Regions from separate parts of the Mus musculus genome. Here region 1 is linked to region 2. A link is a contact called in ENCODE Hi-C or POLR2A ChIA-PET data. All regions are on one chromosome and are shown on one strand. Each heading gives the region's core, a stretch centred on a gene start or an enhancer-like site at or near the end of the contact. The rest is flanking DNA. Distances are from core to core; before and after follow the strand shown. Region 1 holds the start of Setd1b (SET domain containing 1B). Region 2 holds the start of Kdm2b (lysine (K)-specific demethylase 2B).

Region 1 (4,180 bases), core at 1,250-3,749, 150 kb after region 2:
TTTTTTAGTCTAGTTTTTTACTTACCCACTCAGCCCGGCGCCATGGCGTCTAGAAGAAAAAGCTGGCCGGCGCTTTTGGAGATATTATAAAAATAACAGGTCTTTTTTTGGGAGGTGGGGGATGTTTGGTTGTTTAGTTGGGGGGAAACCTGGGGTTCTGGTGTCCCTTTGTTACCTTCTTTGTAAGTTACACTCGTGGTATTTCTGCTCCTTCCACGACTGCAAACTTTCCAGGGTTGGGCTGGCAAAAAGGCGGCTTCGCTGAGGGCTGTTTAGTGCTCTGGATTTACCAATGGTGTGATCGTCATTAAGAAACAAAAGGCGAAAACACAAGTCAAATCAAAACAAAAGGCAAAACCAGCCATCCCAACCGCCACAGAAAATACCACCGACTCAACGTAGGTGTTTGGCTTGAACCGGCTAAGGGCTTGTTTTCCAGTTTTAATCTAGTTTTCAGAGGCGGCTTTCAGTCTTTTTTTATACAAAAGGTCTTCCTTTCTCTTACCCTCCACCACCCCACACCCAGTTCGAGAAAAACAGCTGTTTTTCTTCAAATAGATCGATTTTCAAAGAGTGTACGAGCTACTGGGAAGAAATCTGAATAGCAACTATGGCTGTAAACATTTTTTTTTTTCCAAAAAGCTCGAAGCTAAAAAATCGTAGCTTTATAGAAGCAAAAACGTCTAAAAGCATTTTAACTGACTTACATCAGACAAAGACAAAGACATACATGCAGATGAAGCTTCCGAAAATTCAGGACATCTCAGGCGACAGTAACACGAGAACGGCAGTGCAGTTAAGGACAGAATGGATTGGGTACTTACAATGTAAAAGGTTTTTAGAAAATTTAACAGTAACAACAGCTCACAGTTTTTTTGTTATTGTTGCCGTTTCGCTACAACTATACATTTAAAACATTACCTTGTTAAAAAATAGAATTAATAAGATGGTCAGGCTTAAGTGTTTAATAGAGGAAACTATATTTAAAAATTTATTGTTCAGTCAAGAGAATACAGATTAAGACAGCTCCAAGCTCTCCCACCCACCCACCCGAGAAAAAAAAAAAAGGAAAAAAATTAAATATGTCATTTACTTAGGTTTTTTTGAATTCAAAACTGTTAACTGCTGACATTAATAGTGTGCTATGACCTAGTTATACAAGACAAAGATGGATTCCAAGTCATAAGGAAAAATCCAGATCTTTTTAAAAGGTCTTCATTCTTCCAAGTGTGAGTCCTTTGGCAAATGTTAAACACATTCAGGCGTCCTGAACTGGATGGTGGAGTCAAAGGAAAAGCATTCCCCATTTGCAACAAAGGAAAAACCCACTTGGCCATTTAATTCCATTGCAGAAAAATGGCTCCCTCATCTGTTGGCCTCTCCTTGGAGTCTGATGAAGGATGTTTTGAGATCAGCGTCTAATAACTCAAGCCCTATAGAAGCCGCGCGCTGATTGGCTGCCGCACCCTGCCGCCCTGCTCCAGCCAATTACCTACCCACGGCCAAATTACAAACCCCGAAAAGAGCCCCAATATGAAATACACCACCACGAAGCCCCGGCGAGGCGGCTGCTTCGCCTCGGCAGCCCGAGAAGAGAGACCGAGGGCGTCTGCAACCAGATCCACGCGAAAAGCCGGGGAAGCCTACGAGTTGAACTCACAAAATGGAAGCCGAGCGCTGATTGGCCGCCGCCACTCCCGGACCTTTAATAAAGAAAGGGGAAGGAAAATGATAAATGCAAAAAAGGGGACTCTCTGTCGCTGGTGGCTGGAGGAAGGAGGGAGGGAGAAGCATGTGTTCAAGACAATTACTGGGCGCTCCCCTCCAAAAATAAAAACAGAAAGGCAAAAAATAAAAACGAAAAAATAAAGAGAAAGAGCTATCTTCCCCGTCCAGGCGAGGGTTGTATCCTCCCAGGAATGTGAAGGCTAGTGTGGTTCCAAACCTTGGTTTCCCTTCCCCAGCACAGCTCCTGGGAGGGAGGGGGCGTGCGGGCCAAAGAGGAAGCGGGATCGGAGATACCTCGATTGCAAACTCGTTTGGGGTCGACGTCTGCCTCCCCTCCAGGCTTCTAGTAGTCATACACACGATCACCCCCCACTCGAAACCCAGCCCTTTTCGCCGAGACTCCACGCGTCCACCACCGGCCTGGGCAGTTTGGAAACAGTTTGGGAGGCCCTGGGGGCGCACACCGTGGAGTCTTCCGTAGCTGGAAGGGTAGCCCCAGCCGCGGGGGAGATAGAAGCCGTGGAGACCCCCCTCTCCCCCGTCAGCCAAGCCCCCCACCTCAGTCCCAGCAGAATAAATAAATTAAAAGGCCTTCCCCCCGGGGAAGGGGGGGGAGGCAGTGTGGGAGCGCGCGAGTGAGGGGTGGGGGGCCGCTGGGGCCCGGGGCTTTGGCGGCGCAGCTGCCGCCGCCGGGAGAGTGCCTGGGGAAGCGGCGAGGAAGGCGAGGGGAGGAGGAAGAGGAGGAGGAGGAGGAAGAGGAGGAGGGTGAGCACTCGGGTCGGGCTCCTTAGCGGTGTATTGTGGGATGTGCGGCTACTGGGAGCCGAGCCTCCGCCGCCAGCCGCCTCCCGGGCAGCAGCAGCAGCAGCAGCGGCGGCGGCAGCAGCAAGGGCAGCGGCAGCTCGGGGCCCGGCAGCCGCTAAGGCGGCGTCCCCCCCATCCCGGCCCCCGGTCCGGCCGCCCCGGCCTCGGCTCCCGCGGGGGACACCATGTACTGGCTGGCGGCGCAGGGAGGCCGGCGCCCGGCGGGGATGTAAGCGCGGCGCAGGGAAGGGAGGAGAGAGAGAGAGAGAGAGAGAGAGAGAGGCCGCGGTCAGAGGAGCCGGGCAGCCCGAGCCCCCGGCCCCCGCCCGGGCGGGCGACGCCAGGCCCTGCCGCGCGCCCCGCTCCCGAGCCGGGCCGAGCGCCACGCCGGGCGGCTGGCGGCACCATGGGCCGGAGCCCGCGTCCTCCGTGCGTCCCGGACCGCGCCAGCCCGCAGCGGGGGCCCCGGGCAGCCCCTCGCTGCCAGCCGGAGACGGTGGCCGAGCGGGCGGGCGCGTAAACCCTCCGGAAAGGGTTTATTCTCTCGCTCCATTCTTAGATTTTTTTTCCTCGGGAGGCGGGGGGGGGGGGGAGAGGCAGCGAGACAAGCTTTCGGGGCGCGCTGGTAAGGTGGGAGGGGGGTGGGGGCCAGCCGATTGGATTCTCGGGCGAATGTGTAGAAGCGTCGGAGAGGACAACAACTTGCTTGGGTTTCAGGTTGGGTTAACGGCATGGAGAACAGTCACCCCCACCACCACCACCAGCAGCCCCCGCCGCAGCCCGGCCCTTCGGGCGAGAGGAGGAACCACCATTGGAGAAGTTACAAGTTGATGATTGACCCGGCTCTGAAAAAGGGGCACCATAAACTGTACCGCTACGATGGGCAGCATTTCAGCCTGGCCGTGAGTAGCCGGCGCGCCTTCCCGCCACCCCCACCCACCCCCGGTGGAGCCCCCAGACAAGAGGCGAACGGAGGGGGACCCCTCTTCCAGCTACCTGGGCCAACTGTCAGCCAGGACTCCCTCCCCTCAGCCTGGAGTGGGACTGGTGCCTTGAGGGGGGGGGGTCTGCCCCTGCCCCTGGGGAGGGTGCCAGCCCTTCTATACTGAACCCCCTGTCTCTGCCCACAGATGTCCAGCAACCGCCCGGTGGAGATCGTGGAAGATCCCCGGGTGGTCGGAATCTGGACCAAAAACAAGGAGCTGGAGCTGTCTGTGCCCAAATTCAAGGTAGGACCCCTCCTCTCTGTCTTATGGTCCCTCCCCCCCTCCTTCCCCGAGTTCGAAAATAACGCCAGTCCTGACCAAGCCCAGCCGGATTCTTAGTTCCCGCCGTCCAGGACTGGGAAGTTTTGGCGGGGAGGGGGGAGAGGGGTGTCCCCTCCGGGCCACTGTAAACAAAATAACACTCGGAGAAACTGTAACGAGGGCACTGAGACTGTATCATGCCGGCAGAGCTGGGGGCTCCCGGTCCCCACCTGGGTCCTTGCGCACCCAGGGCCCTGGCTCAGGGACCCGCCCCCCTCCCAACCCTTTGGCTTTAAAGGGGACAACTTCCTAGACCAGAGGGTCGTCTGGGATCCAGCAGCAAGGATAGGAGGCCAGAATAGGGGGGTGGGGAAAGAGAAACTGTTTCTTTTTCCCCTTTC
Region 2 (4,637 bases), core at 1,793-4,292:
AGACAAGAATTAAAATCCCATTTGTACCGAGAAAATAGAAACGCAGCTGGGGCTGGTACCCTGCTTTTTGGGTGAAATTTCTTAGGGGGGAAAAAACTACCCCCCCTCCCTAACTTCACCAGAGCCCCAGGAGGCGGTGAACACAAAAGAGAAACTTCAAAAAATGCAAAGCCGGGGACAGTCTCCTCTAGGGCTAACTTCAGGCCTCAGCCGCTCAAGCAGAACCTGGAAGAGGGAGGCGCTTCCCCCTGCTGTCAGCCCACTGCGAGCACAGGGGTTTCCAAGGGGGATGGGGGGAAAACACAAAATGGAAAATGAGTAATTGAAAGGAAACTTTAAAAAAGTCCACACACAGCTGGGGCGTAGTGGCGTATGCCTTTAATCCCAGCACTCAGGAGGCAGAGGCAGGTGGATTTCTGAGTTCCAGGACAGCCTGGTTTACAAAGTGAGTTCCAGGACAGGGCTATACAGAGAAACCCTGCCTCGAAAAACAAAAACAAAAACAAAACAAAACAAAGTCCACACAACCTAGGAAGGCGTGGGTAAACCAGAGCTTCTCCCAAACGCCAATCCTACAGGCCAAAATAGGTTCTGGGTCCAGAGTCTACAAAAGACCCCCTCAGGAGGTTCTGGGTTCCTAAGGCCTCAAACAGGAGTCTCACCCAACATGTCTAAGAAAAAATCCTCAGCCACACTGTCAGTAGGAGAGCCAGGGAGAACCCCAAAGCCAGGAGGTCCCTCAAAAACCGAAGCGTGTCCACCTTCTGCTTCTAACACCGGAAAGGCCAGAGAACACAGAGCTCTCATGTCGGGCATGGAAAAAGACCCTGTCTCCTCAGAGGTGCCTAAATCTTCCATTCAAACTGCCAAGGAACTGGGATCTTAGCTCCAGGCCTGAGCAGGTAATTTATCACATATACAAACTAGCCTCCCCTAATTCGGACTGTCAAGGTTGTAGAAAGCGCTAGAGGCTTCAGGCTTGGGGAGGAGGGGGTAGTGGCAATAATGCCCTGAACAACCACTTAGTCCCTTCTCCAATCCAGCAGGGCAGGGCCCAGGAAGGGAGAAAGGCACTGCAGACCCAAGGCTCAGACTCAAAGCTCAAAGGGGCGTAACCCTAACAACCGAAGGCGCTGCCTAAACCCAATTCCAGTTCCTAACCCGCGGGGCCCAGGTGATAGGAGTTTGGGGGGCCTTCAAACCTAAGGCCGTCAAGCCAATGGTCCCAGGGATGTCTGGAAGGGCTCCTGCCAGACACTGCACCTCTGGCAGCACAGAGAGCGCAACTGGCTTGGGAGAGTGAAGATGCTGCGCTCACGCCCTCCCTGGGTCCCTCTTAGTCCAATAGTCCCTTGGCAGTGACCACCCTGGTACTAATGATGGGTACAGTTAGGGCCTAGGCCCACGCCAGGCCCAGCCCTCTTCCTGCCTGCCCTCCTCCCTTACCACCCCCACCCCCACCCCCGGTGCTCAGTCTCGTTTCGTCACCGGATCCCCTGGAATGGGGGACGCGGGCGCGAAATACGAACCCAGCCACAGGCAGCTCCCTCCCCACGTGCGCGCTGGCCCTCTGCAGAGTGAAGCCAGGAGAGGGGGGTGCCTCACCTTTGCCTTCCATAGCATGCACGAAGTCCCCCTGGTATAACTGGCTACGTAGCTTCTCCTCCAGGCTGAAGCCACGGACGCTGACAATTTCCTCCACGTCCGACAAGTCTTCGTTCTCGTCGTATCTCTGGCGGTCAATCGCACGCTGCGGGGACCCAACCAGAGAACCCCGGACATTACTGAGAGGACTTGGGGGGGTCTCCTCTCACCCTGGGCCCACCAAGAACAGGTGCAAGAGTCGCGCGCCCACTGCACCCCAGCATTGCAATCTGAGCAACTTTGCGCAAATGCCAAAGATGCTGGAAAGCAGAAAAAGGGGCTCACACCCCCAAGGCCCGACTGCCCTTAAACGAAGCAATCCCTTCTTGCATCTTTGGAAGCTATGGAAATGGTATTTGGGGGCTTTCCTCTGCCCCCACGCCAAGTGATGTGCTAAGCTTTGCCCACTCGACTGGGAGCCTGGTTATGTAACCCCTGAAGGGGGCTCCGGGTATGAGCTGGCGGGGCAGATGTAGGCCCCGAGAGAAGCCGCTGCAGCAACCGGCTCCGCGGTAACAGCAGCCCTGGCGGCCACGGCGGCCAACCCGGGAAGCCGGAACCCAGGGCCGGCGGCATTACTAAGGCTGGAGCTGCTCCCGAGCTACAGAAAAGCTGGAAAGCTGAAACGGAAGGGTTGAGACCCTAACGGCCCCCGCCGACCGACCGCTAGTGCAAGAAGAGGAGGGGAGGGGAGGAGGTTAAGAATGTGGGGGGAGAGAGGCAGCCAGCCCACCACAAAGCTTCTATCAGAGACCCCAAAACGCACCAGCAGCTGCCTCATCTCCCCACGAGCGCGCGCGCACACTCACTTCCTAAGGAGACTCCCCCACCACTCCCCGCATCCTTCTTCCTCCTCCCTCCGCCGCTCAGCACCGAGCCCCGCAGCCCCCCAGATCCCAGGCGAACCCCGAGCCCGCTCAGTCCCTTCCACGCCTTTCGGCGTTGCCTCCTCCCCACTTAAGTGTCTGAGACCCTGAGCCTCACAAGAGACTGGAGGAGTAAGCTGCTTGCTTCCTTTTGCATGCAATTTATTATTTTTTTCCGGTCCTCTTGCAAAATACAGAAAAGGAAAGAAAAGGCAGCAAGAAACAACCAAAAAAATAAATAGATAGATAAATCGATCATATACCAGATACAGATTTGGGGGAGAAAAAAAAAGCTACACACCAATCTTCTTCCAGAGTCTTTCTCTGCCTCCATTTTTTTAGGAGAGTTCACCAATTAATTGTCAACACTCCTGCCCCCTGCATTTTGGCGGAGGGGGAAAGGAGGGAAGACCAAAGAAAAGAAAGCAAAAAAATAAATAAATAGAGCAAGCCAGAGCCGATATCTACAAAGTTTTGCACCAACACTTAAGCAGATCCGTTTGCAAAGTCCTAGGAAACCATTTTCAGCAGTTGTGGGGGGGGAGGCGTCGACGTCATAATCCCCGGAACGTAAACATTGTTGCCGATCGCGCTCGGAGCTTGCGGCTAGGCTAGTTGGGGAAAGGGGGGGCTCGGGTTGGGGGTGTCGGGGACCGCAGCCGTAGGAGGTGTGGGGCCAGAAGGGAGCCTGGGACGCACCGGGCGCTGTTAGCGCCTTGGCATCGCTGTTTTGTTGTTGGGTCACGAGTGCGCCTCTGCACGCAGGCGCCGCCGCCGCCCGGGAGCTGACTTTTGGAGGGCTGAGTTGCAGGCGGCGGGCGCATCCCAGAGATGGCGGGGCAGGGAGGGAGGGAAAGAGAGGAGGGGGTGGGGAGGGAGGTGCAGATTTGCACGGATGGCCTCAGCGGGAGGCGCGGAAATGCTAGCCAAGCCTGCTGGCGTGAAAGCCCCCGGGGCCTGGCACCCCCCAAAACGACCCCCCACCTCTGCCCCTGCCCCCTCTTGCTTGGGTTACGCAGGGCTGTCCCTCTCTTCCTTCACCCACCTTTCCTCATTACCTATGCTGGCGACCTAAATTCAAAGTATTTTGTATGTGTGATTTCTTTTTCTGTTTTGCTTTTCTACTGCATGCCTGGGGGGAGGGGCCAGCCTGTCCAGACCCTTATCCATTTGCGAACCTGCCATATGGAGGAGGCATCTGAGGGGCTCAGAAAGAAATTACCTCAGCACTGTATCTGTACAGACTGCATAACTTTTAAACTCCCGGGGCTGAAATAATAATATGGAGACACACGCACAGGTACAGGAAATACAGCCAGTCCACAGCCTTTTCAGACTGCAGCTGACCGGAAGAAAGCCTTTGGTTCATTCATTCGGATAGCCTCGGTAGTACAGCCCTGAAATAGAAGTTGGGCTTTTAAAGAGAAAGGAAAAAAAGTCTCTACACTCGCTGAGAAGAGATAAATCGATACACAGGAGGGAATAGAGAATCGGATTCAGCGTCTCTAATGCAGGCAGGCAAAAGGTAAGCCTCTCTCGTGTGGCAGTTTAAGAGAAAAGTGGTGGTTGTTTGTGGCTTTCTGGGGTACAGCAACCTTGATTGATCCATATTGTTTCTCAGCGGAGAAGGGGGGCAGCCTTTGTGAATATTCCTGGAGTAGCAGATCCCCAATGTTCCTCCGTCTTTTAAGTAGTGCTTGTGACTGCTTCCAGAATTGACTGACCCTCAGTGGTCCTGGAATTCCTTTAAGTTGAGAGAAATGCTGGCCCTAAACTTTGTTTCCCTCCGGGCCTCTTCCTTTCTTGCAAGGGCCTAATGACAGCATCACAAGGATGTTCTGAGAGACCTCCCAGGTGACGCTAGCTTGGCGTACAAGCTAAAGCAGGTCATTTTGCACCCTGGAGAAACCCAGATTCAAGAAATTATGAGTTTAGGTGACTGCTGTTTTTATCTTGTCCCAATGTCAAGAGCACTGGTTCAGACAGATACGGGGAGGAAGTGGCCTTGCCACCTGAAATCAGCTGTGAACCACACATCGTCACCCTCCCTTACGTCAGAATTTCCTGCCTTATCGGTCTGTACTTTTTTTCCACCTGTCCCCAAATCTGCTCTTTGAATTTTTTTTT

The links. Hi-C counts contacts between places; a loop is a spot of excess contacts on that map. ChIA-PET counts read pairs that join two places held with the same protein, here RNA polymerase II (POLR2A).
Region 1: a map of T-helper 1 cell shows a loop between it and region 2 (2.0-fold over the local background). The contact joins the promoter of Setd1b here to the promoter of Kdm2b in region 2. A Hi-C loop is called at or near these places in 2 of 37 maps with a recorded cell type or tissue (T-helper 1 cell and T-helper 17 cell). POLR2A ChIA-PET finds 5 or more read pairs at or near these places in 2 of 5 experiments (Patski and embryonic stem cell).

What each region holds. Positions count from the first base shown.
Region 1 is chr5:123,139,694-123,143,873 of GRCm38, forward strand. Setd1b (SET domain containing 1B) reads left to right here and starts at 2,500. Exons shown (of 17, transcript NM_001040398.2): 1 at 2,500-2,761; 2 at 3,250-3,434; 3 at 3,663-3,761. The coding sequence starts at 3,264. It also overlaps a transcript of Rhof not described here.
Region 2 is chr5:122,986,057-122,990,693 of GRCm38, forward strand. It overlaps Kdm2b (lysine (K)-specific demethylase 2B), which reads right to left and starts at 3,043. Exons shown (of 23, transcript NM_001003953.2): 1 at 2,812-3,043; 2 at 1,606-1,750. The coding sequence starts at 2,844. A930024E05Rik (RIKEN cDNA A930024E05 gene) reads left to right here and starts at 3,298. Exons shown (of 3, transcript NR_045820.1): 1 at 3,298-4,035.